2 separate regions of the Homo sapiens genome follow, and region 2 is linked to region 1. A link is a loop called in an ENCODE intact Hi-C map of the cell type or tissue named here. Cell type or tissue: heart right ventricle. All regions are shown on one strand. Each heading gives the region's core, and the rest is flanking DNA. Links, peaks and the distances in the headings are about the cores only.

Region 1 (16,045 bases), core at 4,982-12,981:
GAGTTTCTAACTCAGTAGGACTGAGGTGGGGCCTAAGCATTGCATGTCTATGTTCCCAGGTGACGCTGATGCTTCCAATTTGAGACCATGCTTTGAAAAGCACTAGTGCAGGGAAATATACTACAGAATATGTTATGAATATACTGGAGAATATGTATATATGTTAGCTTACAGATTTCTGTCCAGTAGAAAAGATAACTCCCAAAGGTGACGTTTTTATTTCCCGATATGATTTTCTTTTTAAGTCAGAATCTTGCTCTGTCACCCAGGCTGGAGTGCAGTGGGATGATCTCGGCTCACTGCAGCCTCCACCTCCCAGGTTCAAGTGATTCTTCTGCCTCAGCCTCCCAAGTAGCTGGGACTACAAGCACCCAGCACCGCGCCTGGCTAATTTTTGTATTTTTAGTAGAGACGGGGTTTCACCATGTTGGCCAGGCTGGTCTTGAACTCCTGACCTCAGGTGATCCACCCACCTTGGCCTCCCAAAGTGCTGGGATTACAGGTGTGAGCCACCATGCCCAGCCTCCCTATAGGATATTAACAAGTTTTGTCTCTATCTCAGAATGCATTTCGGAATGCCCTTCCTGGAGCACTACAGACACTGTCTCTCAAAATGCTCCTTGAACTAGCTTCACCGTGTTGCTGACTCCCTTGTAAATTAAAGAAAATATCTTATACGTATTCCTTCATTATCTGTATGAAAGTCAAGCTTTTCACATTGTGAAAATTATACTTCAGGCTGGGTGCAGTGGCCCATGCCTGTAAGCCCAGCACTTCGGGAGGCTGAAGTGATGGGATTACTTGAGGCCAGGCGTTTGACACCAGCCTGGCCAACATGTCGAACCCCATGTGTACTCAAAAAAAAAAAAAAAATCAAAATTAGTTGGGTGTGGTTGCACACACCTGTAGTTCCAGCTACTTGAGAGGTGGAGGCACAAGAATTGCTTGAACCCAGGAGGCAGAGGTTACCGTGGGATGACATCGTGCCACTGCACTCCAGCCAGAGCCAGAGCGAGGCTCTCTCTTGAAGGAAAGAAAAAAGAAAATTATACTTTGATACAGTATGCTAATATAAAGGATATGATATGGTTTGGCTCTGTGTCCCCATCCAGATCTCATCTTGAATTGCAATAATCCCCACGTGTCAAGGGTGTGGGCCCAGGTGGAGATAATTGAATCATGGGGGCAGTTTCTCCCGTGCTGTTCTCGTGATAGTGAGTGAGTTCTCACGAGATCTGTTGGTTTTATTATAGGCTTTCCCCTTTGCTCGGCTCTCCTTCTCTCTCCTGCTGCCCTGGCAAGAGGAGTCTTCTGCCATAATTGTAAGTTTCCTGAGGCCTCCCCAGCCATGCAGAACTGTGAGTCAATTTAAACCTCTTTTCTTTATAAACTACCCAGTCTTGGGTATTTCTTCATAGCGGAGTGAGAATGGACTAATACAGTGTACTAATAACAGCCCAGACAGTAGTATACAGGTACTAGTATACTTTGATGCTAGAGGTATTCCCATTAAGGTCAGGAGCAGTATGCGCTATCATTACCATGATCTAACATTGTTCCAGAGGGTTTTAGGTCAGCAGTTCTCAACTGGAGGTGATTTTGCCGCCCTGGGGATATTTGACAGTATCTGAAATCACTTTGGCTGTCACACTGAGGAGTGCTGCTGGCATGTGGCAGGCGGAGGCTGGGGATGCTGCTAAACATCCTGCGAGGCGCAAACAGCTCCAGAACAGAGAACTGTCCAGCCCTAAACATCAACAGTGCTGCTGTGGAGAAAGCCTGGTCTAGACAAATAAAACATGGGAAATCCATTAACATACATGTGGGTGGATAATAAACTGGCATTTGCCAATGGCAGTCTAGCTAGGAGGTCCAAAAGGAGCACCTGAAGGACAGTTAGATTTTGCAGGGGCTGCATGGTGGCTCATGCCTGCAACCCCAGTGCATTGTGAGGTCACATTGGCAGGATCTCTTGAGGCCAGAAGTTCAAGACCAGCTTGGGCAACATAGTGAGACCACATCTCTACCAAAAATTAAAAAATCAGCCAGATGTGGGGGTGTGCTCTGAGAGTCCCAGCTGCTGAGGTGGGAGTATCACTCGAGCCCAGGAGTTGGAGGCTACGGTGAGCTGTAATCAAGCCACTGTACTCAAAAAATATTTTTTTTGAAATAGGGTTGTTTTCCATTGCATACAGGGTCTTGCTGTGTTGCCCAGGCTGGTCTCGAACTCCTGGCCTCAAGCAGTCTTCCTGCCTCAGCCTCTCAAAATGTTGAAATTACAGGCATGAGCCACTCCCCCTGGCCTTAAAAAATAAAAATAAAAAAATAAATTACATGGTGTTATGTGGCCAGTTGAAAGATGTTAGAAAACAGTTGTGCATGTGACCCAGCTGTAACCAGTTATAAAAGTATCAGGATCATTAAGAAATGTACTATATCTGGCTTTCCCAAGTTTAGGTTCCTGATGAAAGAATGAGATGGACCTTTTCTTCCTCCCCTCCTCACCTCCCTGCAAGAACCAGGATTGTGCATTTTGACGGGCAGGCTCTTACCTCTGGCAGGCCACAGGGGGCATGCAGAGCCTTTCTGCATGTGCTTTTTGGGCACTCGGATAAAGACCCCCTGTCCAGGCCTTTGTTTAGGATATTTGGCCCATGGAGAAATGAGGCTGGAATCACCTGGGAGGGATAGAGGCTTCAACTGGAAGGAGGAGTGACCTGAACTCCAGGTTGTGGGCCTACGCTTTGTTCCCATGCAGCACCTCGTTAGTGGTGACTGAGGCCTGGAAGTCGGGGACCTTGGTGACCAAGTGTTGAGTGGACAGGAGGAGCTAAGGGAGGTGAGGGGCATCTCTCCAGTACTGACCCCTCCCCATGCCCAAATCAATGCCCTCTATCAGCTCAGACACAGCCCCACCCAGCAGCAGTGCGGGTCAGGAAGGGCAAATGCAGTCGGCACGGATCTGCTCCATAGTCTCCACCTCACTTCGTCTCGGGTTGAGGGGAGTGAGTCCCCACAGCACTGATATGATATCCTGTCAGCTGAGAACATCCAGCTTGATTTAGACAGATAAGGTGGGACATCTCTAGGGCATGGTGTGTGGAGCAGTGCCATCCCTCTGTGGCAGCGAGCCAAGCAATAAACCAGAATGTGCAAAACCTGCGTCCCAGAATCACCATTCCTGGAGGAAAAGCCTATATTGTCAAGATGCCCACAACTAAATTAACCCAAACATTCCACCCAGCCTCGAAAAACCAGTAGAACTTTGACATTAATACACTAACCCTCAGTTCTATACGGAAATGTGTAAGAATAGCCAAATAATGTAACGTGCGGTCATTGAGAGAGAGAAGCCCGTCAGAACAAATGGAACCAAGTCCAGAAACATGTTTGTCTAGGCGCAGGATGCCAGCATGTGTGTCAGCCAGGGAAGCAGACCAGGAGGAGATATTAAGATTTAAAACCCAGCTCTGTAGCTCAGGCCTATAATTTGAGCGCTTTGGGAGGCTGAGGTGGGAGAATCACTTGAGCCCAGGAGTTTGAGGCAGCAGTAAGCTATGATCGTGCCACTGCATTCCAGCCTGGATGACAGAGCAAGACCCCATCTCAAAAAAAAAAAAAAAAAGTGCTCAGATGCACCCTTACATGAAGCCACCTTTGGCACAGCTTCCAAGACTGGCCAGGCCTCACTCAGGACCATGGGTCCCAGCCATAGCTCAGTTTCCACTGCCTGAGTGGCACAGAGTCCTCAGTCCAGTCTCTGTTGGGTCTCAGATTCCCCGATCATGCCCCTTCTGTCCAACCTCTGCCCCATTATGGCCTCCACTGACCACAGCCTCTTCCACCTTCCCAAAGGGACCACTGCTCATGTTCTCCAGCCCACAGGAGTGCCTGCTTCTCCAGGCAGCCCACCCTGCTAGCTCTGGGCTCTATGTAGAAGAGCTGGGAAGGCTGGATCCCGCCACTGAGTTCAGTCTCGGGGGTCTCCACCCATGCTAGGCTTCCACTGATGGGACATAAGTGGCCTGAGGGTTGTTTACATCCACACAAGAGCCCCATGGTGACCAGGAATGGGGTTCTGAGAGGTTACATGACTTGCCCAGGGTCCCAGAGCTGGCTAGAATTCCTGCACTGCCACATTTGGGCCTCCCAGTTGGGGGTCCGGACACCCCTCTGCATCTACCAGGCTGAGAAACACGTGTCTGCTGCAGCTTCCTCCCAGTGACTTATAGCAGCTGCAAATTTTTGGGGGGCCTTCTACGGGGCCCACCACAGCAGGGAGCCAAGAACTCTTAACAGAGCCCTGTGTTCTCTCTCTGCCCCCTTCAGCTCCGAACTCATGTACTAGCTGCTCTGATGTAAAAACAGACCTTGGTGAGGATGTTGGGACTCTGGTCAGTAGCCCAGGCCTTCAGGAATCAGGTGATGTCAATCTGGAGAGGAGGTGCCTGCTGCGGGGAGCAAGCATGGGCCACGGTCCTGGCCCCCTGCAGGGGTAGCCCCTCTTCCTTCCCATGGTCCCATCTGAAGGCATCCAGGGTAGAGTGCAGTGTTCAGCTGTGTCCTGGGGTCCAGGAAAGCCAAGGAGAAGTTGCTCCACCTGCTGTCCACCAGGTACCCCAGCAGAGAACAGCCTCAGCCCACCCCAGCCCAGCACCAGATCCCAGGGACTGATCCACCTGTAAGAGGGCAGCATGAGACTGCCCCCATTGTCCCCAGAGAGTCCCCTCAGTCATGGGCTCTGACCAGGGTGCAGGTGGGCCCAGCAGGCTGGCCCAGCATGGGTGTGGCTGCCCATTGGTCCTCTGAAGAGCCTCAGGGGCTTGTGGCAGCAGGTGTATGTCTGGGCTTGGAAGCAGAGGATGTCCCGCAGCCAGAAGGCAGGGGGCACTTGTTTTGCATTCCAGTCCTCTGCAAGGACAGGGACCCCAGGCTCTGGGCACCCCAGCTCTGCCCACCCTACACCCACAGCCTACCACCATTTGGCCCAGGCAAGTTGCCCCAGCTCCCACAGAGGGAGCCACCCTTCCCACTTCCTGATGTTTGCCCACCCCAGTCAAGTTCCATTCTGGAAAAACCCTCCACATCCTTGGGAAGGCACCTCCTCCTTGACTCCTTTCCAGTGCTATCATCCCCACGTTCATTTTCTACCTATCATTGGATGCAGAGACCCGCTTCTTCCCTGGGCCAGGGCTGCTCTGGAGGCAGGGAGGTTGTGACCAGGCTGTGGGGTATAGCAGAGCACCGGGTATAGACCAGACTCCCCAGGCACACCTGGGCAGAGAAGTCAGAGACCCACAGGTGAATGCCCCTCTTTCCAGCCCCACCCACCTCACAGGCAGAAAGAGGGAGGCTTCACAAGGAGGTTGAGGTAAATAGGGAGCCCGGGTCACCTCTGTCTGATCTCCTGCCCTCCTGGGACAAAGCCAGAGGTTGGAGCTGGGAGGTGTTGAGAGCCCTGGCCCAGCCCTGGTTTCACTGATGAGGCTCAGGGAGGGGCTGGGTCAGCCTAAGTCACTGGGTCCATAAGGAAGGGCCCTTTCCATAACCCAGGACCCTAGAGCTAGCCGAGGCCACATCCCTTTCCCACGTAGACCAAGTAGGGGCATGAACTGGCTTCTGGCTTCTAAGGCCGAGGCCCAGCACACCTCTCCCTCCCCTTGCCTGCAGCTGTTGTCACACATCAAAAGTGCTTTTTTTCCCCCAAGGTGCTGGAGGCGCAGCTCCTTGGGCTGGACCAGGTGGCCAATCCAAACAAGTCCTTGTGTGTCCCCCACCAGCCAGGAATTCTCATGCCATGCAGCAGCTGGGGGCACTAGGATACCCTGGGGGATTCCAGGGATGAGCCCTCCCTGAGGCTCCTACAGCAGCACTGCCACCCCCAGACCTGCCACCAGCTCCGTTTCCATGCAGCCTTCAAGAACCTGGCCCCTCACACACACCTGCCCCACTCCTCACACCTGGCTTTCCTGTGAAACGTGGAACTGGTTCCACCTGGGCCAGCTGGAGAAGGGCCTCAGGAAATCACCATTTAGGGGGTTCGTTCCAATCATTCATTCATTTATTCACCAAATACCCACTGTCCACCTTTCTGTACCAGGCCAGAGGTGATGGGTCAAGCAGAACACATGTCCCAAGGAGCTTTCCTCTCTTTAGAGACAGGCAGGCGGACTCTCACACCATGAGGTGCCCTCTGGGCTAGGGGGTACCCAGGGCTGGATGCAGGGGCGGCCCTCGCCCACAGGAGGTGCTGGTGGGTACTGACATGGAGGCCACCAGGGGGTGAGGGTGTCCAGACAGAGGACCTAGCATGTGCCCAGGCCCAGGGTGTGACCGGGGGCAGGTGCAGGGCTGCTGTATCTGGAAGGCTTCCTGGCTCTGCCAATGATAGGCTGTGGCTGGATCAGGCTTCATGTCAATTTTTAACATTTAATAAATTTTGATTATGTAACTAAACATTGTGATAAAAATTGTGAAATATAAAAGTTAAAAACACAAAAACCAGCAAACCCCTTCTCTCCCCAAGTAACTACTTCAACAGTATTTTCAGACTTTTTTTCTCATGTATCTGCAGCTATAAACTTAAGTTGCACAAGATAGTATCCTTCCCCATATTCTGTTTTGAAGCTGGATTTTTCACTCAGCAGTGAATAGAGGCAGGCTTTAAACAGGCCACGCATTGTGAGGGCCCTGGGAAAGGAGACTGACCATGTTGCTGGGTGACCTAGGGCAAGTCTCGCCCTCCTCAGAGCCTGGATTTCCTCAGTCCGGTGAAGGGCAGGAAGGGCTGCAGTAGGACTACATCAGCGCTTCCCAAACTCAGAACCGCCACGTGGAGCTGTGTGAGCTGTCACTGCACAACCCCAGGGGCAGGAGCATTCTTGTCACGGCCTCTGTGAGTGGGGCTCCTGCCCAAAAGTGTGCTGTGCCAACCTGGGGCCCACAGGAGGATTTTAGGCGATATGCGGATGAATTGATTTTAACCATTTCCTTCTATCTGTAGTGAATGAGACCGATTCTCACCGGGAGGGCGTGTTAAACCACAGGTCACTGAACCCACGCCTCAGAGGTTCTGATTCAGGAGGTCTGGGGTGGCGCCTGAGAATCTGCATTTCTAACAAGTTCTCAGCTGATGGGGATGCTGATGCTGCTGGCTCAGGGACCACACTTTGAGAACCACTAACCACAAGTTTCTTTTTATTCATTTATTTAAGGCAGGGTTTTGCTCTGTCAGCTAGGCTGGAGTATAATGGTGCAATCACAGCCACTGCAGCCTCGACCTCCCAGGCTCAAGCAATCTTCCTGCCTCACTTCCTGAGTAGCTGAAACCATAGGAACATGCCACCATGCTGGATTTTTTTTATTTTTTGTAGAGACGGAGTTTCACCATGTTGTTCAGGCTGGTCTTGAATGCCTGGGCTCAAGCAATTCACCTGCCTTGGCCTCCTATAGCAAAAGTTTCCTTTTTAAGTACATTTATTTAGGTTTTAAAAATGAGTTAACTTAAAGCACATGAATAGATCCTCAACACTAACCACTGGGGAAATGCAAATTAAAACCATAGAGCTTTGTTACCCAGGGGGTGGTCAGTGGGCCAGCAGCATTGGCTCACCTGGGAGTTTGTTAGACATACGGACTGGCAATCTCACCCAGCCCAGCTGAAGCAAATTTGCATTTAACAAGATTTCCAGGTGATTCCTATGCTCTTTGAAGTTTGAGAAGCACTACCCGGGAGAGGAATAGAGATTATCAACTTCAAGCCTACTCTTGTCCAACAGTTGAGCAAAAGAGTCACAGCTGACCTCTCCCGCCATCCTCAGAATCATCTGTGGGGAGGGTGGGGCATAGGGTGGAAGACCTTCAAAGTCCGAAGAGTTTGACTTTTGGGGCTCAATGCTGCAGGCCATAGGGAGCCATGGAAGGCTCTCAGGTGGGTCAGACTCTCTGACCTGAGGTAAATAAATGACAGCTGAACATTAGCGAGCAAGCCCTGTCTCCATGAGCAGCACCGGTGGTCCTCTGAGCATGCCAGGCATGAGTGTGCAGGGAGCTGGTGCAAATACCTCTGTGTTTGGGTGAGCTTCTGTGTTGTGACTCTGCTCACATGTGTGCTTCAGTGTGCCAAGTGGCTGCACACCCCAGATCTGTGCTGCACGTGCCAGCCAGTGAGGGTGCTGGGTACCAGGATGTGGCGGGGAAGGAGGCGTATGCGTGTTGTGGACATGTGTGTTAGCGTGTGCATGCCGGCTGTGCATGCTGTGGGGCCTCATAGCATGTGTGTGCACACCCCGGCATGTGCGTGTGTGTGTGTCCCCCAACCCCAGGCCTGCCCCACCCATGCGTGTGACCTGTCATGTTGATCTGATGCTTTCAGAATCACTATCAGTGGTCCCTGAGGAGCATCAGCCATGGTAGGTACATGCCTCACCGCCTGCTCCATGAACGGTGTTCCTGCCCCGCTGCACCGGCTCCACACGGGGGCGCACCTGGGACCTCAGATCCAGGCTCCCTGCCCCTCCCTTCTGGAGCTGCAGATTTGCTCTTTCCTCTTTCTGTCCTCGTGCTGCTGGCTCTCTCACCTCCCTTCCCTGCAAGCCATGGGACTCAGCGCCACTGCCCAAGGCCTCCATGGCTGAGCCTGGGGGCTGTTGGAACAGTCTCCATGCCCAAGCTGGCAGACATGGGTGCTCTCTGTAGTCATCAGAGAGGGCAGAGAGCTCATGATTTATGGTGTAGGGGCTGGGAGCTTGGACGGGGTTGTGTGTGCGGCTGGACTCTGAGGCAGCTAGAGGTCTAGGAACGTCATCCTGGGCACGCTGTACCTGTCGTGCAGTCTGAGTCATGCTGCCAGGTCAGGGTATCCAGATCCCAGCCTGGGAGTGTCAAGAGTCAAACCCACTGCAGAGGAGGGGTGATAGTCAGGGTCCCACCTCCTCTATCTGTTGGCAATCCCTGGTGATCTAGGATAAAACCTTAAGAGTCCCATACACACGGTCATCCCACAACACACTTCACAGGCCAGGCAGGGACACACAGCCCCCTTCCCTCCCTGCCAGGTACCACCGCAGCTGCTAGCGTGTGACTGAAGGCAGGGTCCCTGGCCCCCACTGAAGCACTATCGCCGACCAGCAGGCTCACGCACCTTGGCCTGTTGCTCCTAGGGGTCGCCTGTGCTATTCAGCCAAGGGGACCACAGTGCCTGCTGGCCCAGCTGAGCTCCGCCTAGCGAGCCCACCTGCCTCTCCTGCCATGGACTCTCCCTCTTCTGCTTTTCCCAGCAGGAAGGACCCAGCCTCAGCTATGAAACTTGCAGCCCCCCTCACCCCGCAACCAGCTGAGGCTCCCCTCTTAGACTTATAAGTCTATGGCCAGTGGCATCCGGCTACCTGCCCTCCCTGCCTTCCCCAGGGTCCCTTCAGAGGACCCTGGACTTTCTCACCACCAGAGGGGCCTCTGGTACTCACTCCAGCCATCCATCCCTTATAGCTTCACCATTTTGGTTCAAGCAGTGTTCCTTATCAGGCCAGGTGGCTGTTGGGTGGGGCTCCCCAAGCAAGAGGTGGCCCTGGGCCAGTGGGTTGGAAGGCAGGGTGACCAGAGAAGAGAGAAGCCCAAAGCGGCTGAGCATTGGTCTGAAGTGTGGGTGCACTGCCTGGGTGCCATGGGAGAGGCCAGTGTGTGTGAGCTGGGGAGGGCTGCCGCAGCCCCCAGGCACTACCTGTGAAGCTCTGGCTTCTCCCTCCATCTTCCTCCCCTTTCCCTTCCAGCCCCTCTTTTCCAGGAACCTTTGCTACACCCGCACCTGCGCGCTCCCCTCCCCGGCCCTCCCACAGCTGCTGCGACATGCCCGTGCTCTGCGCTTGCATCACCAGCTCTCTGCTTGCTATTCTCTCTCCTATTTTCTCTCTGCTTTTCTCCAACTGCCAACTGATTGGGTTAGGCAAGTCCATCCCATCCTGAGAGCTCCAGCCCCACTCCAACCTCTAAACAGATCCTCCTCTTCTCAGAGACCTCCCTTTCCAAGCCTGCCTGGGCGGGTGTCCTGTGACTTGACAGTGGCTCCCCAGCCCCAAAGCCAGCCCCCTTCATCTGTGACTTAGTCTGTTGTAGTGGTGAGCTGACACATCCAGGTGTGACCATTGCTGAAAACTTGTGGCCCCTCTGTGGTATGCCCCTGCCTTGTTCTATAAATAGCTATAAATACTCATATATATATAAATATAAATATATATATAAATATACATATATATAAATATATATATAAATATACATATATATATATATATATACACACACACACACCTACATATGGCCGACCACCTCGCCTCTAGCACTGGGAATCAGTCACCGTGCTGTCCTTGTGGAGTCTTGTGGCCCAACAAAAGGAAGGTCTCCCCTGACACTGCCCCTCCAAAGTGTGCCACCTCCAGTGAGCCTGCCTGTCATGCCCAGCCTGTGGACAGCCAGCCCCCGCCATCCGTCCCACCCCCCCACCGTCCCACCCCCCGCCATCCCTCCCACCCCCCACCAAGCATGGGGGTGCTGTGCAGGCAGCTGTGTGGCCTGACAGTCTCTACCAGCCCTGGTGTCCCTTGGCTGAGAATCAAACCCATTTCTGGATGATGGGGAATGTGTCCTCTGCTGGCTGTGTTCTCTGTGGAGCTGAGGGGAGGGAAAAAGCCAAGCCATTTCTAGGGTGCTGTTGGGAGCGGTGAAAAGGCCACACCCTTTCCAAGGGACACTTCCTGGAAAGCCCCTGGAGCTTAGCTGGCTCTTATCCTGTGAAGCTGGCTCTGGCCACTAGGGGGCAGGACCATGAACTCAGCCTGGAGGAGCCTGCGGGGCAGCTGACACTCTAGAGGGCCAGACAGAACAGGCCACCCTGTGCAGACAGGAGAGGGAGGCAAGGGGACGGAACCGAAGACGACTGGGGTGAATGGAAGTCAGTGGCCTTGGGTGCTCGTATCTGCCTTCCCGGCCACCGCTAGATCAGGCTTCTGAGCCTGTTGGCTGTCAGGGCCGGACTGTGCCCCATAGGCGCCATAGCAATCCCCATGCAATCTACCAGGTGTCACCAGGCAGCATACAGGTAACAGGCCTGGAAGGTCCCCAACAGCCCAGCTGGACATGCTCACTCTGGGGCTCTTCATTCAGTGGCGCAAACTCCAGGACCCAGTGAGGGAAATGGGAACCCACCAGGCTGAGCAGTATGGCTAAATCCATTTATTCCAAAATGGAAAGCAAAATAAACAGGAGTCACATCACCAAGGCAGCCAGGACCCCATCCCCTCCTCCTTCCTCTGTCCTATGCTATCAATAAATAAGTTTCCCAGCCGTAAATAATGATTAGAACCTCCTCCTCATATGCCAGCTCCAGCCTCTGGTAGGTATGATACAAGGGGTGGCCCTACCCCCCGGAATATACAAAATGTTACACAGATACTATGTGTACACTGGGGAAGGGGGGCCACCCCAGCAGCCCGAGCCCTCACCTGCTCTACAGTTAGCCCCACTGTCCCGCCTCAGCTGCCTCTCTGAATAAGATGGGAGCCCCCTGAGGGAAAAGTTGCTTTGGTGAGAGTAGGGGAGGCCATCAGGCCTCCTCCAAACAAACCAACTCCGCCAGCCTCTGGCTCTTAAATAACAATCATCATCATCCAGAAATTTAAGGACTCAGCCCTGGTCAGGTGCCAAAGGGTCTGTTTATCTCCCCCCATTAGGCAGGGATCTTGTCTTGCCACCCTAATGGTAAAGGGGTGACTGGGAAGGGGTGGTTGGTCCATGGCGGGGGCGAAGTCTCCAGTCCCACTTCTCCAGGCTTGTGCCGACAGAGACCTGCTTTTATTTTTATCCCATGACTTAAAAAAAAATCCCGTAACTTCCTTTTCATAACTTTTTAAAATACTTTTCATAAAACATTTTTCTACTTTTTTTCACAACTTCTTTTGCCACAACTTTTCCACAGCATTTTTTATCCCATAACTTTTTCATCCCACAACTTTTTAAAATTCCCGTAACTTCTTTTTAGTTTGTTCCTTTAATAAACACACTTGCATAGTTACATTACAATTTCATAAAAATAAAAACTGATTATCTCATGCCAACTGTCCCCAGCATTTTCACAGTCTCAATACTCTTAATACTATAGTTTTCAAGACACATAAAATTTTAAGGCAAAAACAGCACTTTGCAACAATTTAATAATTTATTACATTACAGTAGCATCACAGTAGCAGTGAATAATCCCACTTTAGGCAGTTTCCGTATTTCCATTATACATTCTGTTTACAGGAATTCATCAATTGGTAAAAGTCATTCTAAGAAAACTTGGCAAATAAAGGTTTGGACTTGAATTGGCATCTCTTTCTCTACTTTTCCTTCCTCCAGTTTCTTTGTTTTAAACTACTGTATTCATATTTTAAAATGTTATAATCTCAGCCACCGCTTTGCCCCAAGCTTCCTGCTGCTGCAGCTGGTCCACGAGCTGGGTCTGCAGCAGTAACTGCCTGTGCAGCGCCTCCTTCTCAGAGGTCAGCTGCTGATAGGTGGCCACGTACTGCTGCAGGTGACCCAGGTACTAGTCTCACTGCTGCTGCAGACTCTGAGACTCTTGGCTCTTCATCTCCACCTGCAGGAAGACCCTGGGCATGAGGGCACATGGTGGCTGGCTTCCAGGTTCTGGGCCCATTAATAGGGTAGCTAGGGCACTGTGGGGCTCTGTCACCTGCCCAGGACCCTGCTCCCTTGCTCCAGGCCTAAGAGGCTTCCTCCCTTGCCTAGAACCCCATACCTCCTTCCCCAGCCTCAGATCTCATGTCCTTCTTCCCACCATTTAAACTGTAGGCCACAGACTGGTGGAAAAGCAGAGGGAGCCAACCACCATCTGCTAAGTGTGCTACATGCCTAATGCTTTCCAGGTATTCTCTCATTCAATCCTCAGCACCTCTGCAAGGAAAATGCTAACTTCCTTTTGAAGTTACAGAAACAGAGACTAAGAGATGAACAGTAGTTGAATGGTGACCAGTGGAACCGAGGTCGGAATCCAGTTTGAATCTAAGGAGGCTTTTTTGTTTTGTTTTGTTTTGTTTTGAGACAGTGTCACTCTGTGGCCCAGGCTGGAGTGCAGTGGTGCAATCTCAGCTCACTGCAACCTCCACCTCCCGGGCTCAAGCGATTCTCATGCCTCAGCCTCCTGAGTAGCTGGGATTACAGGCATGCGCCACCATGCCTGGCTAATTTTTTATTGTTGTTTTAATTTTCGTAGAGATGAGGTTTTGCCATGTTGGCCAGGCTGGTCTCAAACTCTTGACCTCAAGTGCTTCTCCTGCCTCAGCCTCCCAACGTGCTGGGATTACAGGTGCAAGCCAATGTGCCCCGCATAAGGAGCCTCTTGTACCACTGTCTCTTCCCCCGATTGGGGGAATCCATGCCTCTAGCTGGGGGGATGATGTCCAGACCTGGGAGGAACCCAGGGCTACCCACCTCTAAAAGTCAGAGGGCAGGAAGCAAGAAACATTCATAGGGCTGCCCTGGAGGGTGCTGGGGTCACCTGCCCCCCAGCTGGAGCTGCCTTTGGCCTGGCACCTCCCTTCCCCAGAGGCTGGTGCCCGCCTCCCAGCCCTTCTTGGATGGGGTGGAGGTTACCATCTCCTTCACCTCGCCTGGCTTCTCCTTCAGCTCCTTTACTTGCTTCTCCAACTGCAGTGTGCTCTTGTTCTCGTTGTTCTGGACAGAAACAATCAGTGGCCATCCACTGCAGCGGGAGACCCCTGAACTTGGTGTCTGCCTCCCATGTCACTGGAAAGGTGGAGGCAGGTTAGAAAAATCATCCCCTCTCCCCCACAGCCATCAGAGGAGGGCCTGATGAGCTCTGGCTCACAGGTGCCTTTAGAAGTACCATTTCATGTGAGGGCTGCACTGCCCCGTTTTACAGGTGGGGAAACAAAGGCCTGGAGGGATAGGGATGAGGGCAGGCTCCCCAGGTGGGGCAACCCACCAGATCCTCGAAGCTGCACTGTGGCTCGGCCAGCTGCTTGTCGAGCTTGTGGTTCTGGGAGAGTGTGAGCCTCTCCTCCTGCTTTCGTAGCCTCTCCTTCTCCCACAGCCTCTTCTCCTGGTCCCACAGCCTCTCCTCCTGCTTTCGTGCTGCTCCTCCTCCTTTTGCAGCCTTTCCTCCTGCTTCCATAGCCTCTGCTCCTGCTTTTGCAGCCTCTCACCCTCCTCCCCCAGCCTCTTCTGCTGCTCCTGAATCCTCCCATTTTGCTCACACAGTCTCTCCTGCTCCTGCACCCTCCGCTCCTCCTGCTCTCAGAGCCTCTCATTTTGTTCCTTGCTCAGGAGACTCAAGGCCTGGTTGTTTTCCACCTGGGATTGGAGCTTTCCCTCCAGTCCCTCCACTTCCTTCCTCAGCTGTTTGGCCTCATCTTGTAGCTGCTCCAACTCAGAGGTCCCTGCTGGGGGTGCCGGGGACTGGGGCTCAGCTGAGAAATGAAGCAGGCAATAAGAGCCTCTGGATTTCCCCCGCTACCCACCCCCCGCACAAAAAAAAACCCTCCTCTTGATGCACAGCTCCTCTCAGGCTTCCCATGGCCATGGCCTCACTGCTAATGATTCCTCGCACCCGATGGTAGCCAGTTTCCAAGCCACTTTCACATAGAGAGCACTGTGGGTGGCTGACAACGAGCACTCCTCCCTCTTTGCTTATGGGGACCCTGAGGCTATGGAGATGACAAAACTTGCCATCTGCTGGCACAGACCTCTTTCCCTCTGCCTCAAAGCCCTTCCATCCACCCACCTCCCTGGGGCATTCTAAGCCACCCCCACAGACCTCTGATGCCAGTCCTGCTCCCAGGTCACACCAGCCCCATCTTACCCATCTGGTTTTGCAGTTCAGAGAAGCTTCTCTCCAGCTCCTGTATCCGATGTATGTCACGCTTCTTCTCTTCCTTCAATGTGCGAGCCTGCCGAAAGCACAGGGGAAAGGGCCCTGGAGAGAGGGGCTGGTGGCTGGACAGGCTACCATCTGCATCTCTGCCCCCATCTCCACAAAGCCCAGACCCATGACCACCTCTGGCTGTACTATTCCCATTCTACAGATGCCCAGAAAGATCCAGTGACCTATCTAAGATGGGGGCTGAAGGGTCAGACCTCACCTCCACCGACATTTTCCACATCCTCTCCTGCTGCCGGGCCCTCTCTCCTTTTATGTGTTTAGCATATTCGTCCTGCTCTAGCTGGACTTGTTTTAGTGACTCTGTCACCTGCAAGAAATGGGCACACAAGTTAGGAAGGGCTGTCACTGGTCCTCACCTGCTCCTGGCCACCTGGGGTCATCTTCCTTCCACATCCCTCCCTCTGCAAAGCCTCACCTGTGTCACGTGTGCGTTCAGCAGTGCCTGCTCCTTTATGGTCTGCTGTAACCGCCGCTGGAGGACCGCTTCACTGCAGCTCGAGGACTGGAGGGTGAAGAGTGAGAAGTTTCGATCTGGGGAGCCCGGGCAGTGCCCCTTAAAAGGGCTAGGGCTAGGCTCAATATACAACTCGGTTAGTAAAGGTCAAGGCATTTCCAAGCCCGTGGCCTGGTTATTAAAAGAACTCAGTAAAGTTGGAAGGGAGAGGGAAAGAGATCGAATTTACAGCTGGCTAACAGAGGCCCAGAGAGATCAGATAATATTGCTATTGTTATTACTGTTATTACTACCACTGTTTGAACCGTTATGGAGTGCTTCACCAGGTTCCATGCTAGCAATCCCATTTAATCCTCACAACCACCATATGACACAGTTACTAGGATTACCTCTATTGTGTAGATGAAAAACATGGAGTATTTGAAGTTAAGTGCTTGCCTAAGATCACTTAGACAGAGCTGAGATTTGAACACCCGAGTCTATCTGATTCTCTAAGCCCATTTTTCTTGCTGGGGGTGGGAGCACAGATAGGAAGGGGAAAATTAATCTTTTGTTCACTTTTTGAAAGGATGATACATTCATATAGTCCAAAACTCAGAAGGTACAGAAGGGAGGTGTCTCCCAGGCACCCTGTTACT
Region 2 (16,045 bases), core at 5,305-13,304, 800 kb after region 1:
CGTGGCCTGTTTAAAGCCTGCCTCTATTCACTGCTGAGTGAAAAATCCAGCTCCAAAGTAGAATATGGGGAAGGATACTATCTTGTGCAGCTTATGTTTATAGCTGCAGATACATGAGAAAAAAAGTCTGAAAATACTGTTGAAGTAGTTACTTGGGGAGAGAAGGGGTTTGCTGGTTTTTGTGTTTTTAGCTTTTATATTTCACAATTTTTATCACAATGTTTAGTTACATAATCAAAATTTATTAAATGTTAAAAATTGACATGAAGCCTGATCCAGCCACAGCCTATCATTGGCAGAGCCAGGAAGCCTTCCAGATACAGCAGCCCTGCACCTGCCCCCGGTCACACCCTGGGCCTGGGCACATGCTAGGTCCTCTGTCTGGACACCCTCACCCCCTGGTGGCCTCCACGTCAGTACCCACCAGCACCTCCTGTGGGCGAGGGCCGCCCCTGCATCCAGCCCTGGGCACCCCCTAGCCCAGAGGGCACCTCATGGTGTGAGAGTCCACCTGCCTGTCTCTAAAGAGAGGAAAGCTCCTTGGGACATGTGTTCTGCTTGACCCATCACCTCTGGCCTGGTACAGAAAGGTGGACAGTGGGTATTTGGTGAATAAATGAATGAATGATTGGAACGAACCCCCTAAATGGTGATTTCCTGAGGCCCTTCTCCAGCTGGCCCAGGTGGAACCAGTTCCACGTTTCACAGGAAAGCCAGGTGTGAGGAGTGGGGCAGGTGTGTGTGAGGGGCCAGGTTCTTGAAGGCTGCATGGAAACGGAGCTGGTGGCAGGTCTGGGGGTGGCAGTGCTGCTGTAGGAGCCTCAGGGAGGGCTCATCCCTGGAATCCCCCAGGGTATCCTAGTGCCCCCAGCTGCTGCATGGCATGAGAATTCCTGGCTGGTGGGGGACACACAAGGACTTGTTTGGATTGGCCACCTGGTCCAGCCCAAGGAGCTGCGCCTCCAGCACCTTGGGGGAAAAAAAGCACTTTTGATGTGTGACAACAGCTGCAGGCAAGGGGAGGGAGAGGTGTGCTGGGCCTCGGCCTTAGAAGCCAGAAGCCAGTTCATGCCCCTACTTGGTCTACGTGGGAAAGGGATGTGGCCTCGGCTAGCTCTAGGGTCCTGGGTTATGGAAAGGGCCCTTCCTTATGGACCCAGTGACTTAGGCTGACCCAGCCCCTCCCTGAGCCTCATCAGTGAAACCAGGGCTGGGCCAGGGCTCTCAACACCTCCCAGCTCCAACCTCTGGCTTTGTCCCAGGAGGGCAGGAGATCAGACAGAGGTGACCCGGGCTCCCTATTTACCTCAACCTCCTTGTGAAGCCTCCCTCTTTCTGCCTGTGAGGTGGGTGGGGCTGGAAAGAGGGGCATTCACCTGTGGGTCTCTGACTTCTCTGCCCAGGTGTGCCTGGGGAGTCTGGTCTATACCCGGTGCTCTGCTATACCCCACAGCCTGGTCACAACCTCCCTGCCTCCAGAGCAGCCCTGGCCCAGGGAAGAAGCGGGTCTCTGCATCCAATGATAGGTAGAAAATGAACGTGGGGATGATAGCACTGGAAAGGAGTCAAGGAGGAGGTGCCTTCCCAAGGATGTGGAGGGTTTTTCCAGAATGGAACTTGACTGGGGTGGGCAAACATCAGGAGGTGGGAAGGGTGGCTCCCTCTGTGGGAGCTGGGGCAACTTGCCTGGGCCAAATGGTGGTAGGCTGTGGGTGTAGGGTGGGCAGAGCTGGGGTGCCCAGAGCCTGGGGTCCCTGTCCTTGCAGAGGACTGGAATGCAAAACAAGTGCCCCCTGCCTTCTGGCTGCGGGACATCCTCTGCTTCCAAGCCCAGACATACACCTGCTGCCACAAGCCCCTGAGGCTCTTCAGAGGACCAATGGGCAGCCACACCCATGCTGGGCCAGCCTGCTGGGCCCACCTGCACCCTGGTCAGAGCCCATGACTGAGGGGACTCTCTGGGGGCAATGGGGGCAGTCCCATGCTGCCCTCTTACAGGTGGATCAGTCCCTGGGATCTGGTGCTGGGCTGGGGTGGGCTGAGGCTGTTCTCTGCTGGGGTACCTGGTGGACAGCAGGTGGAGCAACTTCTCCTTGGCTTTCCTGGACCCCAGGACACAGCTGAACACTGCACTCTACCCTGGATGCCTTCAGATGGGACCATGGGAAGGAAGAGGGGCTACCCCTGCAGGGGGCCAGGACCCTGGCCCATGCTTGCTCCCCGCAGCAGGCACCTCCTCTCCAGATTGACATCACCTGATTCCTGAAGGCCTGGGCTACTGGCCAGAGTCCCAACATCCTCACCAAGGTCTGTTTTTACATCAGAGCAGCTAGTACATGAGTTCGGAGCTGAAGGGGGCGGAGAGAGAACACAGGGCTCTGTTAAGAGTTCTTGGCTCCCTGCTGTGGTGGGCCCCGTAGAAGGCCCCCCAAAAATTTGCAGCTGCTATAAGTCACTGGGAGGAAGCTGCAGCAGACACGTGTTTCTCAGCCTGGTAGATGCAGAGGGGTGTCCGGACCCCCAACTGGGAGGCCCAAATGTGGCAGTGCAGGAATTCTAGCCAGCTCTGGGACCCTGGGCAAGTCATGTAACCTCTCAGAACCCCATTCCTGGTCACCATGGGGCTCTTGTGTGGATGTAAACAACCCTCAGGCCACTTATGTCCCATCAGTGGAAGCCTAGCATGGGTGGAGACCCCCGAGACTGAACTCAGTGGCGGGATCCAGCCTTCCCAGCTCTTCTACATAGAGCCCAGAGCTAGCAGGGTGGGCTGCCTGGAGAAGCAGGCACTCCTGTGGGCTGGAGAACATGAGCAGTGGTCCCTTTGGGAAGGTGGAAGAGGCTGTGGTCAGTGGAGGCCATAATGGGGCAGAGGTTGGGCAGAAGGGGCATGATCGGGGGATCTGAGACCCAATAGAGACTGGACTGAGGACTCTGTGCCACTCAGGCAGTGGAAACTGAGCTATGGCTGGGACCCATGGTCCTGAGTGAGGCCTGGCCAGTCTTGGAAGCTGTGCCAAAGGTGGCTTCATGTAAGGGTGCATCTGAGCACTTTTTTTTTTTTTTTTGAGATGGGGTCTTGCTCTGTCATCCAGGCTGGAATGCAGTGGCACGATCATAGCTTACTGCTGCCTCAAACTCCTGGGCTCAAGTGATTCTCCCACCTCAGCCTCCCAAAGCGCTCAAATTATAGGCCTGAGCTACAGAGCTGGGTTTTAAATCTTAATATCTCCTCCTGGTCTGCTTCCCTGGCTGACACACATGCTGGCATCTTGCGCCTAGACAAACATGTTTCTGGACTTGGTTCCATTTGTTCTGACGGGCTTCTCTCTCTCAATGACCGCACGTTACATTATTTGGCTATTCTTACACATTTCCGTATAGAACTGAGGGTTAGTGTATTAATGTCAAAGTTCTACTGGTTTTTCGAGGCTGGGTGGAATGTTTGGGTTAATTTAGTTGTGGGCATCTTGACAATATAGGCTTTTCCTCCAGGAATGGTGATTCTGGGACGCAGGTTTTGCACATTCTGGTTTATTGCTTGGCTCGCTGCCACAGAGGGATGGCACTGCTCCACACACCATGCCCTAGAGATGTCCCACCTTATCTGTCTAAATCAAGCTGGATGTTCTCAGCTGACAGGATATCATATCAGTGCTGTGGGGACTCACTCCCCTCAACCCGAGACGAAGTGAGGTGGAGACTATGGAGCAGATCCGTGCCGACTGCATTTGCCCTTCCTGACCCGCACTGCTGCTGGGTGGGGCTGTGTCTGAGCTGATAGAGGGCATTGATTTGGGCATGGGGAGGGGTCAGTACTGGAGAGATGCCCCTCACCTCCCTTAGCTCCTCCTGTCCACTCAACACTTGGTCACCAAGGCCCCTGACTTCCAGGCCTCAGTCACCACTAACGAGGTGCTGCATGGGAACAAAGCGTAGGCCCACAACCTGGAGTTCAGGTCACTCCTCCTTCCAGTTGAAGCCTCTATCCCTCCCAGGTGATTCCAGCCTCATTTCTCCATGGGCCAAATATCCTAAACAAAGGCCTGGACAGGGGGTCTTTATCCGAGTGCCCAAAAAGCACATGCAGAAAGGCTCTGCATGCCCCCTGTGGCCTGTCAGAGGTAAGAGCCTGCCCGTCAAAATGCACAATCCTGGTTCTTGCAGGGAGGTGAGGAGGGGAGGAAGAAAAGGTCCATCTCATTCCTTCAGCAGGAACCCAAACTTGGGAAAGCCAGACACAGTACATTTCTTAATGATCCTGACACTTTTATAACTGGTTACAGCTGGGTCACATGCACAACTGTTTTCCAACATCTTTCAATGGGCCACATAATACCTTGTAATTTTTTATTTTTATTTTTTAAGGCTGGGGGAGTGGCTCACACCTGTAATCTCAACATTTTCAGAGGCGGAGGGAGGAAGACTGCTTGAGGTTAGGAGTTTGAGACCAGCCTGGGCAACACAGCAAGACCCCATATGCAACAGAGAAAAACGCTGTCTCAAAAAAATTTTTTTTGAGTACAGTGGCATGATCACAGCTCACTGTAGCCTCCAGCTCCCGGGCTCAAGCGATACTCCCACCTTAGCAGCTGGGACTCTCAGAGCGCAGCACCACATCTGGTTAATTTTTTTATTTTTGGTAGAGATGCAGTCTATGTTTCCCACGCTGGTCTTGAACGCCTGGCCTCAAGAGATATTCCCAATGCGACCTCACAATGCACTGGGGTTGCAGGCATGAGCCACCATGCAGCCCCTGCAAAATCTAACTGTCCTTCAGGTGCTCCTTTTGGACCTCCTAGCTAGACTGCCATTGGCAAATGCCAGTTGATTATCCACCCACATGTATGTTAATGGATTTCCCATGTTTTATTTGTCTAGACCAGGCTTTCTCCACAGCAGCACTGTTGATGTTTAGGGCTGGACAGTTCTCTGTTCTGGAGCTGTTTGCGCCTCGCAGGATGTTTAGCAGCATCCCCAGCCTCCGCCTGCCACATGCCAGCAGCACTCCTCAGTGTGACAGCCAAAGTGATTTCAGATACTGTCAAATATCCCCAGGGCGGCAAAATCACCTCCAGTTGAGAACTGCTGACCTAAAACCCTCTGGAACAATGTTAGATCATGGTAATGATAGCGCATACTGCTCCTGACCTTAATGGGAATACCTCTAGCATCAAAGTATAGTAGTACCTGTATACTACTGTCTGGGCTGTTATTAGTACACTGTATTAGTCCATTCTCATGCTGCTATGAAGAAATACCCAAGACTGGGTAGTTTATAAAGAAAAGAGGTTTAAATTGACTCACAGTTCTGCATGGCCGGGGAGGCCTCAGGAAACTTACAATTATGGCAGAAGACACCTCTTCCCAGGGCAGCAGGAGAGAGAAGGAGAGCCGAGCAAAGGGGAAAGCCTATAATAAAACCAACAGATCTCGTGAGAACTCACTCACTATCACGAGAACAGCACGGGAGAAACTGCCCCCATGATTCAATTATCTCCACCTGGTCCCACCCTTGACACGTGGGGATTATTGCAATTCAAGGTGAGGTTTGGATGGGGACACAGAGCCAAACAATATCATATCCTTTATATTAGCATACTGTATCGAAGTATAATTTTCTTTCTTTTATTTTATTTTTTCTTTGAGACAGAGTCTCGCTCTGGCTCTGGCTGGAGTGCAGTGACACGATCTCAGCTCATGGCAACCTCTGCCTCACAGGTTCAATCAATTTTTGTGCCTCCACCTCTCAAGTAGCTGGAACTACAGGTGTGTGCCACCACACCCAGCTAATTTTGATTTTTTTTTTTTGAGTACATATGGGGTTCAACATGTTGGCCAGGCTGGTGTCAAATGCCTGGCCTCAAGTGATCCCATCAATACGACTTCCCGAAGTGCTGGGATTCCAGGCGTGAGCCACTGCATCCAGCCTGAAGTATAATTTTCACAATGTGAAAAGCTTGACTTTCATACAGATAATGAAGGAATATGTATAAGATATTTTCTTTAATTTACAAGGGAGTCAGCAACACGGTGAAGCTAGTTAGAGGAGCGTTTTGAGAGACAGTGTCTGTAGTGCTCCAGGAAGGGCATTCTGAAATGCATTCTGAGATAGAGACAAAACTTGTTAATATCCTATAGGCAGGCTGGGCATGGTGGCTCACACCTGTAATCCCAGCACTTTGGGAGGCCGAGGTGGGTGGATCACCTGAGGTCAGGAGTTCAAGACCAGCCTGGCCAACATGGTGAAACCCCGTCTCTACTAAAAATACAAAAATTAGCGAGGTGCGGTGCTGGGCGCTTGTAGTCCCAGCTACTTGGGAGGCTGAGGCAGGAGAATCACTTGAACCCGGGAGGTGGAGGCTGCAGTGAGCCGAGATCATGCCACTGCACTCTAGCCTGGGCGACAGAGCAAGATTCTGACTTAAAAAAAAATCATATTGGGAAATAAAAATGTCATCTTTGGGAGTTATCTTTTCTACTGGACAGAATTCTGTAAGTTAACATATATACATATTCTCCAGTATATTCACAACATATTCTGTAGTATATTTCCCTACACTACTGCTTTTCAAAGCATGGTCTCAAATTGGAAGCATCAGCGTCACCTGGGAACATAGACATGCAGTGCTTAGGCCCCCCCTCAGTCCTACTGAGTTAGAAACTCTGGTGTGAGGCCCAGCAGCCGGTTTCACAAGCCCTGCAGGGGATGATGATGCACTCTAATGTGTGAGGACCACTGCTCTAAATAGTCAATCTTTAATAGTAAAACAAGTATCTATGAAACAATGCTCCAGTATGACATTAAAAGGGCACACCATCCACCTTTTAACTTTATTTCTCAATTTAGATATTTTGTCTGATGTTAAATTTGCTGTTTTGTTTCTCAAATACTCTTAAGACAGTTTTCATCTGTTCCTAATTTTCTCTTTTTAAATAAAAAATGGTTTTCCAAATCTGTCCATTTTACTCTTCTTTAACCTATTGATAGGATGAAGTAAAAGTTACCTTTTTTTTTTTTGAGACGGAGTCTCACCCTGTTGCTCAAGCTGACTGAAATGCAGCGGTGCAATCTCGGCTCACTGCAGCCTCCATCTCCCGGGTTCAAGCGATTCTCGTGCCTCAGCCTCCCGAGTAGCTGGGATTACAGGCACCCGCCACCACGCCCAATTCATTTGTTTTTTTTTTTTTTAGTAGAGACAGGTTTTGCCATGTTGGCCAGGCTGGTCTCCAACTCCTGACCTCAAGTGATCTGCCTGCCTCAGCCTCCCAAAGTGCTAGGATTACAGGCATGAGCCACTGCGCCCAGCCATTTTTTTTTCTTTTTTCTGAGACGGTCTCCTTCTGTTGCTCAGGCTGGATGGAGTATAGTGGCGACATCATGGCTCACTGCAGCCTCCACCTCCCATGCTCAAGAGATCCTCCCACCTCAGCCTCTTAGGTAGCTGCGACGACACGTGTGCACCAGCAGAAGCAGCTAATTTTTTGTAGAGACCGGGGTCTCCCTATGTTGCCCAAGCTGGTCTAGAACTCGTGGGCTCAAGCGACCCACCGGCCTTAGCCTCCCAAAGTGTTATGATTACAGGTCTTATGTCCTTAAAGTTTTTCTTTGACATGGTATAGGATAGTCTAGTAACTTAACATACTGTGGTTTTCAACAGGCTAGTGCTTATGACTTGTAAAAGAACTCTTCAGAAATGAGCTCAATTTTACCATGAATTGGGACACTTTCCATTTCTTTCTATTCTATAGAGCAGTTTACTTGCCATGAGCTGTCTTTTGAAAACTTGAAAGCCTGCAGCAATAAAACCAGCTGCACCTGGTGCATGGGATAGGCATGGAATTGAGGAGAGAGTTCAAACTACGGTCAGCCCTCTGCATCCTCGGGTTCAAGATCCTTGGATTTAACCAACTGTGCATCAAAAATATTTGGAAAAAGTAAAACAATAAAAAGCAAAAAGTTATAAATACTTTATAACAGGTACTTACAAAGCACTTACATTGTATTAGGTATTATAGTAATCTAGAGATGATTTAAAATATACGGAAGGATGTGCATAGGTTATATGCAAATACTATGCCATATTATATCAGGGCCTTGAGCATCAGTGAATTTTGGTATCTCTGGGGTCCCGGAACCAATATCCTGAAGTTACTAAGGGATGACTGTCTTCAGTTTCTTCTTTGGTTATTAGTTTATTCTCTGATGTATTTTTGTTGTTGTTTTGTCTTTTTGTTTTTGCCTCTGCAAGTCAATGTCGGAAACTTAGTTGTTCCAGGCTACCATTAGCTCAGAGCTACCAGTAAGCAGACTACCACTGCAACCTAAGCAACCGATTTTTTCCCCCATCAGACTGGCAAAAATTAAGCATCTGTTGATGTTGAAGCTGTAGGGAGTTTTCCTGAGCATGTTAATTATGACAGCCCTTTTTGTTAGGCACCTAGACGATTCATCAAAATGAAATAAAATACCCATGCGCTTGAAGAAGTTATCTGGTTATTTCCTTATCTGGGTGCTGGTTATGTGAGGTGTACAGTTGATGAAAACTTATTAAGCTTTATATTTCTAATAGGTACAATTTTCTGTATGTGTAGTAGACTTCAATAGTTTTTAAAATGTCTTTTGCCACAGTCCGCAGCTGTGTATAATGCTATTCGCTTAACAGTGGAAAACATGACAATGACCTGAATCCCCCTGGCTCCCGGGATCCTACCCCCTTAAGTTAAACAAATGAAATAACTTCCACTGTCTTTCCTAATGCCTTAATTCGGTCCTCAGTTAAACTGACGGTGGATGCTGTTTTTTTCCAGGGAAGGATTCTGGGAGACGGAGGAGGAGACGCCAGCATTTCGCCCCCGGCACCTCCAGCGGGCTGCGGTCCGCTCCCGGCCTCACTCGAGCAGGCCCCGCCCTCCCAGAGGCCGTTAGTCCAAGTCAAGTGATCGTCGACTCAGTTGACCCTGTCGGACCGGAAAAAGAAATTCCCGGGCCCTGGCTTCCTGGTGCGATGATGAGGCACCAGGGGTGAAGCGAGGCATGGGCTGCTGGAGCGGGAATGAGGGGGCGCCAGTGGCTCCGGAAACGGGTGGAGGTTGTCTGCCCTGGCCTCTCCGCAAACAGTGTGTGCGGGCGTGAGAAAAGTCCACCGCTACTCCGCTCCCGAGACAGGGGCGGGGGTACGGGGCGGGTAAGACAGCGCAGGCCGGCCGGCTTAGAGTCCCCGTGCTTCCCTGGGGAAAGGAAGGGCCCCTGCCTCCCGGGGCAGGAACTAGGGCTTGTCTGGAGCTGGGAGTCCTTTCGGGTCTTCCCCAGCCACAAGAGGACCTCCCAAGGACACTCCCTTCCCCAGCCCTGCTGTGGGACTTAGACAAGAACGCGCTTAGAATTAGGATCACACTTCCACACTGTTAGGCAGCCCCTCCGCTGTTTCCAGAGTCAGAAAGTAGTAGTTTTGGGGTTGAGACTTATCCATCCATCCATCCAGTCCATCCATCCCTACGTTCTAAGCGCCTAGTCTATACCATGAAGTGTGCTAGGCACTGGGAGGACCTGAGCTGCTGAGGGAAGGGGAAATCGGAGCCTTGAATTGGAGTCATAGTCAAGGCTCCAGGGGCAGAGACCTAACTGCGCCTTGTGTGTAGTGCTAAGGGGGCTTCCTGAGGATGCCTTCAACCTTAAAGGCGGATGGATGGCAGGAGCTGGCTGGCTGAAGTACAGTTTGTGTACCAGGGGTTGGGAGGCAAGGGTGGGAGGCGTGTGTCTTCAGACAGGGAACAGCATGTGCAGAGACTTCAGGTTAGAGAGAGCATGACTCCCCAGGAATGAATGCATTTCCCATAGCTGAGAGAGTATTATCTGCAGGTTAGGGAAGGATGAGGCTGGACAAGTAAAGACCAAATCTTCCTGACTGTTGGATCACCACAATCAAGATAATGAAATATCCACCGGCCCCCAAAATTTCCTTGTGTGAGGGGCTATTTTAGGAAGTATCATCAAGAAGGGCGGGCCTGGCTGGGTACAGTGGCTCACGCCTGTAATCCCAGCACTTTGAGGGGCCGAAGTGTGCAGATGACCTGAGGTCAGGAGTTCAAGACCAGCATGGCCAACGTGGTGAAACCCTGTCTCTACTAAAAATACAAAAAAGCCGGGTGTGGTGGCACATGCCTGTAGTCTCAGCTACTTGGGAGGCTGAGGCAGGAGAACTGCTTGAAGCTGGGAGGCGGAGGTTGCAGTGAGCCAAGATTGTGGATTGTGCCATTGCACTCCAGCCTGGGCAACAGAGCGAGACTCCATCTTTAAAAAAAAAAAAAAAAAAGAGGGGCTGGTCTGATGAGGTGTCACTTGAGCAGAGAGTGGAATGAAATAAAGGATAGCAAGCCACGTAGAGAGTGCAGCAGGCATGGAGGCGGGAGCAAGGCTGGTGTCCCGGAGCAGCAGCAGGGAAGCCGGAGTGGCTGGACTTGTGTGGGTATGGGGAAGAGGGGAGAGAGGTCACTCATCTGTGTGAGGCACAGGACTTTGTTTTATCTCCTGCTGTACCCCCAGCTCTTAGAGTGGGAGCTAGCACAAAGAAAGGTGCTCAATTGATGTTTGCTGAGCAGATGAATGCCTGGAGTAGACCAAAGAGCAGGGTTTGGTGGCAGGGTGGGTCAGGGAGAGAGTTTACTCAATAGCCTGGTGATAGGGGAGAACAAATGGCCAGAGGGTGTCCATCTATGATGGGGACCAGGGGTCCTTGCTGGGCAGCAGTGTGGGAGACACACAGATCCTGGCCACACCTCAGCCTTCCCTCCAGCCTGATTACCTGACTCCCTCCCTTGCAGAGGTTCTGGTTCTGTGGTGATCTGGACTGTCCCGACTGGGTGCTGGCAGAGATCAGCACGCTGGCCAAGATGGTTGAGTGCACAGGGTGTAGTCTGAGTGGAGGAGGGGTGTTGGGGGTGGGGATTGTGGGTGTAGATGATGATGAGGTTTCTCTGGGGTTAGGGCCTCAGTGCTCTCAGCCTGTGCTACCATGCTTTGTGACCTTGATCAGTGGCTGGCCTGCTCTGAGCCAGTCCCCAGGAAGGAGGGGTGAGGTTTGCCAGCCTGGCTGATGTAAGGACTTCCCTTCCAGTCCTCTGTGAAGTTGCGGCTGCTCTGCAGCCAGGTACTAAAGGAGCTGCTGGGACAGGGGATTGATGTGAGTACAAGATCCAGCACCCCATTGTCCCATGCCCTTATGACCCCTCCTGCCCTGAAACTGCACTAGGCCCAGGGAGACGGGTGACCCGGCCTTGCAACCTCTCTGGGCACCTCCCATACTTCTTTCCAGCCTGTCTGTTCCTTATTGCAGGATCCAGGCTGTAGGTGAGGGGCTGGTGAGCAGGGGCCTGGCACCGCCTGAAGGTCTCCTTTCCCCATAGTATAAGAAGATCCTGAAACTCACGGCTGATGCCAAGTTTGGTGAGCACCCCACTGAGTTCACAGGCCCCAGGCAACCCTGGGACCTCGGCCTGGTGCCTGGTACAGAGCCCGCCCCCACCCCCCACCCCCCGCCAACACACACATCCCAGCAGTATCCTTAACCTGCCTTCCCTAGTGGAGGAGCATGAGGGAAAGAAAGACATTGACAGTCCCACCTTCCTGTCCTCTGCCAGCTCCTGGTGGAGCAGTAGCAGTGCCTGTGGCTCCAGGAGGCCTGGGGGCTTTGAGCTGAAGTTAATAGGGCAACAGGGGGGTGGCTGGGCCCACAGTGACACCCCCTGTCCCATGCATGGGTCCCTGAGAGTCAGGCGATGTGAAGGCCACAGTGGCAGTGCTGAGTTTCATGCTCTCCGGAACTGCCAAGCACAGTGTCGATGGCGAATCCTTGGCCAGTGAACTGCAGCAGCTGGGGCTGCCCAAAGGTACGGGTTGTGGGTGGGCAGCTGGGCAGCCTGTGGGCCAAGGGCTGCTAGAGAGGGGACAGGCCCTGTGACCCTGAGGTGTACCCTGCCCTGTCTGGGCCAGGAGCCCAAGCCAGGCCCCCACCTGCTACCTCCAGAGCTTCTCCATTCTACCCCCAGAGCACGCGGCCAGCCTGTGCCGCTGTTATGAGGAGAAGCAAAGCCCCTTGCAGAAGCACTTGCGGGTCTGCAGCCTACGCAGTAAGTATGAGGCCAGCCAGGGTCCAGGCTCATCCTAGAAGGTGCACGCAGCACACAAAGTGCGTGGAGAGTCCAGGGAGACAATTTAACCGCAGTCACATACCGAGCAGCCGCAGAGCCGGGACGTGGCCCTCGGTCTCCTGACCCCGCGCGCTCTGTGATGTGTACGTACAGGATCAGACCTTGCCCTTTCCTCCTGGCTGACCCTTCCTTAGTCCCCCGTGCCCCATGTGTGAGCACCCAGCTCACTCTCATTCCTCCCTCTCCAAAGCGTGGTCCCTGGCAGCACGAGTGGCAGAAGGGACAGCAGAGACTGTGGACCCCTCAGCTGCACCTAAGACCTCTGTGTGGTCTAGCCGTGTGTGCTGGGGGAGGCTTTTGGCCACCATTTCCCCGTCTGTAAATGAGACCGATACCTGTAGCATGGAGGGCAGGAGGCTGGTGTGAGTGCCAAGCACTTGGAGCAGGGCCCTGAGTGAGCATGGACGTGGGAGCAGGGGTGTTTCTCGACTTTGTGCACCTTGGGGATGGGAGTGGGGCTCCCTGCGTGGGTTGACAAGGCATTGTTTTCTCCCACCCCACATTTGTCCCAGCCCTGCAAGTCCAATCCTTGTGGGTCTAGGAAGGAAGAAGCCCATGGCTGTGTGACCTCAGGCTGGTGCCTGGCCCTCTCTGGCTGTGAGTTCCTGGGAAAGTCAGCACCCAAGGCATGCCCTCAAGTTTAGCACTTTGACAAGAAGGGCGGGGACACTGGGATCAGGCCCAACCCTCTGGCCCCAAATCCCACGGCCCCAGCTGGAGGATGAGGAGATGCTGAGCTTGGATGGGGGAATCAAGGGTGTAAAGGGGCCCGCTCACCCCTCAGCTTGGCTCAAAGGTTCAAGGCGTCAAAGGTTCAGCCTGCGACTCAGGAAGGAGACCTGGCCCAGCCAGACACTCACCAGGACAAGGGCAACTGTGACGAGCAGGAGGCCCAGGATGAGGAGAGCCACAGCATAGCTGGAGATAAAGGCATCCAGCAGGCTGGAGGCTTTGGGGCTGGGAGTGCCTAGAGCAGAGCAAGAAGGCCATGGCCTGGCGGGGCTTTGCCTCCCAGACTTCTAAGAAGACAGAATCTGGGCCCAGAAGCTGCTGCGGGACCAGAGAGCTGGGACTAGGAGCACCTTGGAGGGCTCCATGAGGAGGGGAGGCAGGCTTCAGATCAGGGCATGTGGAGGCAGCGAGCCCAAGGGAGGAGGCAGAGGAACAGAGGGAGGCGGGCCTGCAGAGGGAAGGAGGTGATGACCGTGTCTACCAAGACGCCCTCTGCCTCCCACAGGGTGTGCAGGCCCTGGCGTGCACAGTCCCACACGACGGCCTGGGCTGGCGCCACCCTGAAGAAGGTGGCACCCACTCTGGCGGTCAGTGGGTCCGGCCTGCTGAGAGGATTATCACAGATTTCAGGGGGCTGTGCAGCCTTGCGGGACTAGGGGAGGTCATCTTTTCCAGCCTCCTGTCCTCAACCCCACAATGCTGGTCTGAGCCCTGGGTCACCCAGGGCCACCCTGGACCCACCGGAATTCCTCCACCACCACTTGGTCAAAGTTCTGCAGAGATCTGAGGACGAGGGTCAGCTGGGGGTCAGGAGAGGATGAAGAGGGTCACAGCTCTACCAAACGAAGCTTCATTCCTGGTGGTGCCTGGCCCACCCCTCTGCTGCCAATCTCAGGCTGGCCCAGCCCTGCAGAGTAGGTGCCTAGAGGCATCGTAGCAGTTCCTGTCATGCTGGTCTCCCCCCGGGGCCCCCTCTGGAGCCTGGTACCACAGATCTCAGGGTAGGGGGTACAGCTCAGTCTCCCTTCCCCCTCATGCCCCTCATAGGGGCTTGGTCCACCAAGGCCCCTGACTGCTGGGGGACCCACACCCACGGCCCCCTTCTTTCTGACTGCTGGCCCTTCCCCAGCCTGGATACTCGAGCCCTGGGCAGAGGGGTAACGATCCCAGGACTGTCTTCGCAAGCAGAGAGGCTACTTGGCACCAGGCTCTTACTCCTTGGGCTGAGCTCAGCAGCAGGTGTGTCACCAAGGTCCCCTGGGCAGAAGGGGCTCAGCCCTGAGGGCCCATCACTTGCCACGCCTGCATGTTCCTGCTAGGCATCCACCCTGGGGACCCAGCTTCCCCCTGCCCCCAGCTGCTGGCAGCCCCGTCTTGACTCATCCAGGGTCCTGGAGGCCATGCCAGGAAGCAGCCAGCAGCTGGGAGGAGCACGTGGTGTTTCTGCATCTTTTTTTATGGAGCTCCCGTGGGTGGGAGGGGCTACAGACTCAAGGGAGACTGCAGGCCACCCCTTCCCCACTCCCTGGCTGGGTGGGCTTCCAGCTCAGGAGTCTGACTGGAAGGATGGGACTGTGCTGTCCCAGAGGCAGGTCTGAGGAGTCCAGGCCCAGTTTTACCCTCCAGCAGGGCCCCTTTCATTCATTTGTCCAGCTGGCTTTGCCCAAAACCCAGGTGATGTCTATGTGGACTGTGTCCCCTGTCCCCAAGGGGAGTCTGGCTCCAGTCCTGGCCTGGAACTCAGAGACCTTAGAATTAGAGGCCACATCTGGCAGGGAGGACCAGCCAGGGCAGGTACCATGTTGGCAGCCCCAGACCTGACACCACGGCTCCCATGTCCCCTCTCCACTTCCGTCCTGCATATCATCTACGCTACGTGCTGTCTCTGATGAATCCAAGCTGTCAGCTTCTGTCAGCTTGGCCGGGAAGTCACGCTGACCGTAAGGGGAATGGTGCAGCCTGAGTTGGGGGCTGAGTGGGAATGGGCCTGGTGTGGGGTGGGGGAGGTGGGGGCGAGGCGGGTGTCTGGCGCCTCTCTGCTTATCTTCCCTTCTCCTTTGCCCACGAAGGAGGCGTCTTCTCCATGTCCCTCTGCCACCCTGGGAACATAAAATTCTGCCCCAGGTCTGTCTTCCTTTGGACATAGCCCACCTACCTTCCTGTGGGACTCAGGGCTTTGTTTTGTCCTGTGGCCCACATGAGAAGCAATTATCCCTGCCCTGCTCAGCTGAGAGAGGACAAACTGAGGCAGAGCAGGGGAACAACTCTGTCATAGTCTGACTGTTAACGGCAGAGTCAAGACCAGCCCTTCCCTGAGTGTCACGTCCAGTGGACACTGTATTAGTCCACTTTGCATTGCTCTAGAGGAATACCTGAGACTGGGTTATTTATTTATTTATTTTTGAGATGAAGTCTAGCTCTGTCACCCAGGCTGGAGTACAGTGGCACCATCTCAGGACACTGCAACCTCTGCCTCCTGGGTTCAGGCTACTGTCTTGCCTCAGCCTCCTGAGTAGCTGGAATTATAGCCATGCACCACCATGCCTGGCTAATTTGTTGTATCTTTAGTAGAGACAGGGTTTTGAGATGGAGCTTCGCTCCTGTGGCCCAGGCTAGAGTGCAATGGTGTGATCAGCTCACTGCAACCTCTGCCTCCCAGTTCAAGCAATTTTCATGCCTCAGCCTCCCAAGTAGCTTGGATTACAGGCATGCACCACCATGCCTGCCTAAATTTTGTATTTTTAGTAGACAGAGTTTCACCAGGTTGGCCAGGCTGGTCTTGAACTCCTGACCTCAAGTGATTCACCCACCTCGGCCTCCCAAAATGTTGGAATTACAGGCGTGAGCCACCACTCCTGGCCCTGAGACCGGGTAATTTATACAAGAGGTTTATTTGCCTCACAGTTCTGCAGGCTGTACAAGCATCTGCTAGGCTTCTCGTGAAGCCTCAGGAAGCTTTTACTCCTGGCGGGAGGCAAAGAGGGAGCAGACGTGTCGCATGGTGAGAGAAGAAGCAAGACAGAGGAGATATCAAGCTCTCCTGTGAACTAATAGAAAACTCACTCATTGAATCACTCGAACCTGGGAGGTGGAGGTTGCAGTG

Evidence for each region. Hi-C counts contacts between places; a loop is a spot of excess contacts. Peaks named below come from ENCODE experiments on the same cell type or tissue, not always from the same donor. Only the 100,000 strongest peaks of a DNase experiment are listed, where the experiment ranks them.
Region 2: a loop joins it to region 1, with 9 times the contacts of the local background. A loop is called at or near these places in 10 of 110 quality-filtered maps.

Annotation. Positions count from the first base shown.
Region 1 is chr15:78,733,075-78,749,119 of GRCh38, reverse strand. It overlaps the pseudogene LOC646934 and the pseudogene DNM1P37. Among named protein-coding and RNA genes, the nearest start is that of ADAMTS7, 70 kb to the left of the region's middle. RefSeq lists enhancers at 7,702-8,681, 8,682-9,661, 13,558-14,059. In heart right ventricle, for the core only: CTCF peaks have their summits at 8,290, 8,492 and 10,748; no DNase peak of the experiment used is centred there.
Region 2 is chr15:77,937,526-77,953,570 of GRCh38, reverse strand. It overlaps the pseudogene COMMD4P1. Among named protein-coding and RNA genes, the nearest start is that of TBC1D2B, 130 kb to the left of the region's middle. RefSeq lists enhancers at 1,422-1,922, 8,850-9,144. In heart right ventricle, for the core only: no CTCF peak of the experiment used is centred there; a DNase peak (open chromatin) is centred at 8,930; H3K4me3 peaks cover 1,183 bases; H3K27ac peaks cover 1,413 bases.